Regions from separate parts of the Homo sapiens genome. Here region 1 is linked to region 2. A link is a loop called in an ENCODE intact Hi-C map of the cell type or tissue named here. Cell type or tissue: A673. All regions are shown on one strand.

Region 1 (2,500 bases), 110 kb before region 2:
TCGGCTATACCTGGAAAGCCCTTGAGAACATGAGAGGTAAAGGAAAGCACCAGGGTTTGCCCATTACTACATGTAATATGGAGATAAGGTCAGGGAAAGAGGAGATGATTATGAAGCAAAACCAATTCACCTACTGCACAATTTGACTTATATCTGGTTCTGGTTGGTCATACAAGGTGGGTGGTGGGGTATGGGGCACATAACTACATCCTGCAGAAGAGTTTGACCCTAATGTGTGCTCTATTTATACTACTTGTGCACTTCTTTCTTTTAGCCAAGACCTACCTGAAATGGGATTTGTACATGCAGATATGGAGAAAGACACAGAAATTAAAGCTAGAAGAAAGAAGAAGGAAAACCAACTCAACAAGCTAAAAGTAAAGGCATTTATCTAATATGAACCTTGACTTCATCTCACTGGAATCTAAATCCTTACATGAGATTTTCTATTTACAGTTGATAGCTTAGCACACAAGAGCTGAGCATTATTAAACTGAAATGAATGTCCTATATAGCTGTATAGACTCCAGTTCCAGAAATAATCAGAATAGTTTATAGGGGTTGTTAATAACAGGCCATAACCAAGGAATACTATTAAGCAAAATGATACCTTTCTGGAATTTTGAAAGATTTGGGACAAGAAATACCTTCTTCAAAAGCTGTGTAAAGTTATGCAAAAAAAAAAAAAAAAAAAAAAAAAAAAACCTGATTGTAGAGAAATTGTTGTGGTCAGTGGACGATTGAATACATAGTGGTAGAAAATATTTTATTCCTGATAATTATTCCAAAAAAATATAAGTTTACCAGTGTAGATAAAATCTTTCAATAGCTCAAAAGTTTCTACAGCTCTCTGTAATGCAAAATTGTCTACCAACAGGCAGAACCAGCACAGTCTGACTGACACACAGCACTATAAACTGGTAATCTGATTAGAAGAATAGTAGTTCTGAATTAATTAACCCTTAAGTGATATTTTTTAAATTAGATTTTCAGTTTCCGGGTCTTTTAGTTGTCTTCATGATTATGGACTTCGACCGCCACCCAGTGGAGAAATGCATACAGTTTGCAATTCTTCAAAATAGTAATGTTCTTTAAAGTCTCATTATTTAATGTATGACCTCATGAGCATCTGGATGAAATCTCATAATGGGAAAATTACATTTTTTTTTCATTTTTTCCTGCAGCCTAGGAAGCCAGTAGGACACCGTTCGGGCACCCTGGAGGAAACTCCTCAGTGCACTTCTGCAGGCAGCCATATGGTTAGAATCAGCGGGTTCACCCAGTGCCAGCTTACAACGGGCGTGTATATGAATAGCATGCAAGCAATCAGACTAGCTATGGGTTTCATATACTCCCTCTGTATAGGGTGCTTTTTACACCTTATGGAAAAGGTAAGTTAGACAAGAGCTAATATTTTTCTCCCCAGTAAGGCAGCAGGACTGCCGTTAAAGTGATGTCAGAGTTTCCATTTCAGTTCCTTATTTTCAATGCTTTAGCCCTCTGCCGTAAACATTAACTCTATGAAAAAAAATACATACTCACTTATATTGCATCTCAGGCCAGGAGAACATTCTTCTTATTAAATAAATGGTCTTGAAAAGAAATTAGATTGAGCATCATAAAATTCTATTTTTAGGGGAGGTGGAACCAACACAAGGCAGAATGAGGGATTTTTTTGTAAACTGTAATGTGTTTTCTTTCAAATGTTTGGGAAGAAAACAACAAGAGGAGTCAGAATATAGAAAGTTTGCCCAACCTTGCCTAAAAGAGCCTATCTAGTTATTCTGATTATTATAACGCTACGCAAGGAGTTTATTCTGTAAAAATCAGGTCAAAGTGGCATTCCCCAATCCTGCCCTCCTAAATAACACAAACAGGTAATTTAGAAAATATTTCTGAGTAAACAAGCAAAAGCTCCCCTCACCTTGTCCAGTGGTACTCCAGCTCTCAGAGTCACGGCTCAGGCAGATTGAGGTTTCTGTGGTATGGCCTCTCCCCATGCAGTCAGTACCTGTTACCATGATAAAAAAGCATGTCAGTCTTCCTTGTGGTCTGAAAAGTTCCAGTTCTGAGTACTCAATTCATTTGGATAAAATAGATTTTTTTTAAGATTAAAAAAAACTCAGCTGTCTGATCAAGGCTATGTTTTTCTTTTGTATGATCTGCACTCCCTGTGTAAAAAGGAGTTGGTAGTAACCACAGATCTCTGCCTCTGAAGGTTAAAAGAAAAAGAAAAATAAAGAAAAGAAGGAGAAGGAAGACAATGACAGGAAGAGGAGGAAGATGAGAGAAGAAAGAAAGCAAGAAAAAGAGAAAAAAGAAAAAAATAAAGAAAAAGAAAGAAGGAAAGAAGGAAAGAAAGAAAAGAAAAGAAGAAAGAAAAAGAAAGAAAGAGAAAAAGAAAGAAAGAAAGAAAGGAAAAAATCTTAAGAATTTAATATTAGGTCAAAAAAATTGTGGTTTTGGCATAAAAACTGCCCTTTTAACTTCTGAAAACTTT
Region 2 (2,500 bases):
ATAAACTGTGTTACATCCATTCATATGATAATGTGTTTTTCAGTGATGAAAAATGAGCCAAGTCATGAAAATATTTGGAGAAAACTCAGATGAAATGAAGTGAAAGAAACCAATCTAGAAAGACTATATACTGTGTGATTACAACTGTATGACGTTCTGGAATAGGCAAAACTATAGAGACAGTAAAAAGATAAGTGGTTGTCAAAGGTTTGGAAGAAGGAAAGAAGGTGGAACAAAGGGGATCCTTAGGCCAGTAAATCTATTCTGAATGCTACCATAATGGTGAATACACGTCATTATATATTTGTCAAAGCCCATAGAATGTACAGCACCAAGAATGAAACCTGTTGTCAACTGTAGACTTTATTTAACAATAATGTATTCATAAAGTCATATCAGTTGTAAAAATGTAGAGCACTAATACAAATATTAATAATAGAAAGAGGTAAACAAAACTCTCTCTGCTTTCTACTGAACTGTTCTGTAAACCTGAGACTGTTCTTGAAAATATAGTCTATTAACTGTATGTATATGTTGTACAAAAGCAGGGGTAGGTTGGGATTTTTTGTTCCATTTTCAGCCTCCTAATATCTGGTGTGCCTGTGAGCACAAGTAGGTGATCAGATATATAGCTCTGCTCTTTAGAAGGGAGACCCACACGTTCCCTTCCTCTTAAGGACTCCTTCGCTTTCCTCAAGATTACCCCCATGCTCCTAGTACTTCTCTGGTTTTCTAATTGGACTGTGTATTAGTTTTAATACTCTATGTCTTCGAGTTAGCTCCTTAGAAATCACTGAATAGATGGATGAGTGATTCATGTTAGTGAGGTAAGAGGGAACAAAGCAGAGAGCGCAGACTGGCTCAAATGCCTAGCTCCAATCTCTGTCCTATATCTCACTAGAAGTTTGACATCCGGAAATCTTAACCTCTCTGTGCTTCAGTTTTCTTACCTGAATAGGAGAATAAGAGAACCTACTCATCTGTCACATAGTGAGCACTGTTATAGTGTTTGATCAATAAAATTAGTGTTAATAAATTTATGTTCTTCCCTTATACAACTGTTGGGACTCCCAGATACAATACTTTAAGAGCTAACTCTATTGGAGGGAATTTCACACCAGCTAGCATTGCTGATGATTCTCTTGTCCCCTAAATCACATTAAATGTAAATATCTCTTACATCTGTGCAGTGCCACCTACTGGTAAAAAGAAATAAAAATTAAAAATAAGTGGATTTAATATTTTCCTCATTAATAATAAAATTTTTAAAGCACCCAAAAGTTTGCAAATATATTGAGACCTCAGATCTTTTGCTAGTCTGATATCTTTCCTTTGACCTATTTTTGGATTTTGAAAAAGCAGACTTTGCAAAACAAAAAAATTAATACAAGTACAAAATTTTAAAAGAAGAAATGCTTTTTTATTAATGCTTTGAACTGACTAGGTTATTTAGGGGTTAAAATAATAACTTTCAATTTGCATCTAAGTGTCAAAATTGCTGAATGGTTTACAAACTCAGAAAGACAAATAAAAGAGCAAGGCCAAAGTGTTGCAGGCCCATGGTAGATGAGCAGCTTCCATGGGGTTTATCAGCTGGGTTTACTCAAGATTGTGTCATTCACTTTAATAGCATTAGCTAAATACGTACTCTAGGGAAAGTAAGAAAGCTGCTTACTTACTGTGCTGTCCAACGAATTGGTAGCTGCTCTTTCCATGAATGTCACATAAGACTTTAAACTTGAAGAATGGACTTTAGCTAGGTATAGGCTCCAGGAAAGCGGAAAATAAAGTTAAAAAGAACAAGACATAGATAAAAAGCCTGGGAAAGACACTACAGAAGGGACATCATCAATAAGAGATAAATATATTAAAGAAGCTCATACAATGAGTATGAGACGCAAAGTACAATTAATCTTTCCCTTAGGTACGGTAAATTGCCCTAAAATTGGGTTTTTCCTCATTTTGCAATAGACCTTAATGCTGATCTCTAGTTTTTCTTTTATATGATGCTATCAAATTGGTTTTATCTATTTTCTTTCTTGATTTCTTGACTAATTTGACTTGTTGATATGGTATCTGAGGATAAACCTATGTGCCTTTTTTTAAGTGTCCTTTAAATTCTCTTACATGGAAAGGCTTAAATAGAAGATGATTTTTTCAATTCCGTGTTTTCGATTTTGTTGTGCTCAGATTCCATGAATTTACAAGATTGCTGTGGAGTACTAAAAAAAAAAAAAAAGCTTCTGTTAAAGGACTAGAATAAACTCAATCTGCCCCAAAGGGATTTGTTTGTTAATTGCTTTGGTCCACTTTACAAGGTCAAATCCATTCTCCTAATGACGAATCTCATCTGTTCTGGCAAAGAAAGAAATGTTTTCTTTCACTTCTACGTGTGGCAAGAGCTCATTCATCTCAGTAAGTTCTGAAGAGAAATCTAGCTACATCAGAGAGAGGAGTATTCAAAGGGCAACTGATGGCCAGGAAGATATATGGAATTCAC

What was found. A loop is a pair of places that touch in the nucleus more often than their neighbours do. Peaks named below come from ENCODE experiments on the same cell type or tissue, not always from the same donor. Only the 100,000 strongest peaks of a DNase experiment are listed, where the experiment ranks them.
Region 1: a loop joins it to region 2, with 3 times the contacts of the local background. A loop is called at or near these places in 2 of 110 quality-filtered maps.

The regions. Positions count from the first base shown.
Region 1 is chr12:85,423,629-85,426,128 of GRCh38, reverse strand. It overlaps LINC02820 (long intergenic non-protein coding RNA 2820), which reads right to left. Exons shown (of 5, transcript NR_183554.1): 4 at 1,925-2,011. Among named protein-coding and RNA genes, the nearest start is that of LINC02820, 110 kb to the right of the region's middle. RefSeq lists an enhancer at 1,329-1,418. In A673, a CTCF peak has its summit at 1,050 (motif pointing left); a DNase peak (open chromatin) is centred at 1,018; H3K27ac peaks cover 313 bases.
Region 2 is chr12:85,309,369-85,311,868 of GRCh38, reverse strand. No RefSeq gene overlaps it. Among named protein-coding and RNA genes, the nearest start is that of LINC02820, 7.4 kb to the left of the region's middle. In A673, a CTCF peak has its summit at 1,239 (motif pointing left); DNase peaks (open chromatin) are centred at 1,168 and 1,608; H3K27ac peaks cover 542 bases.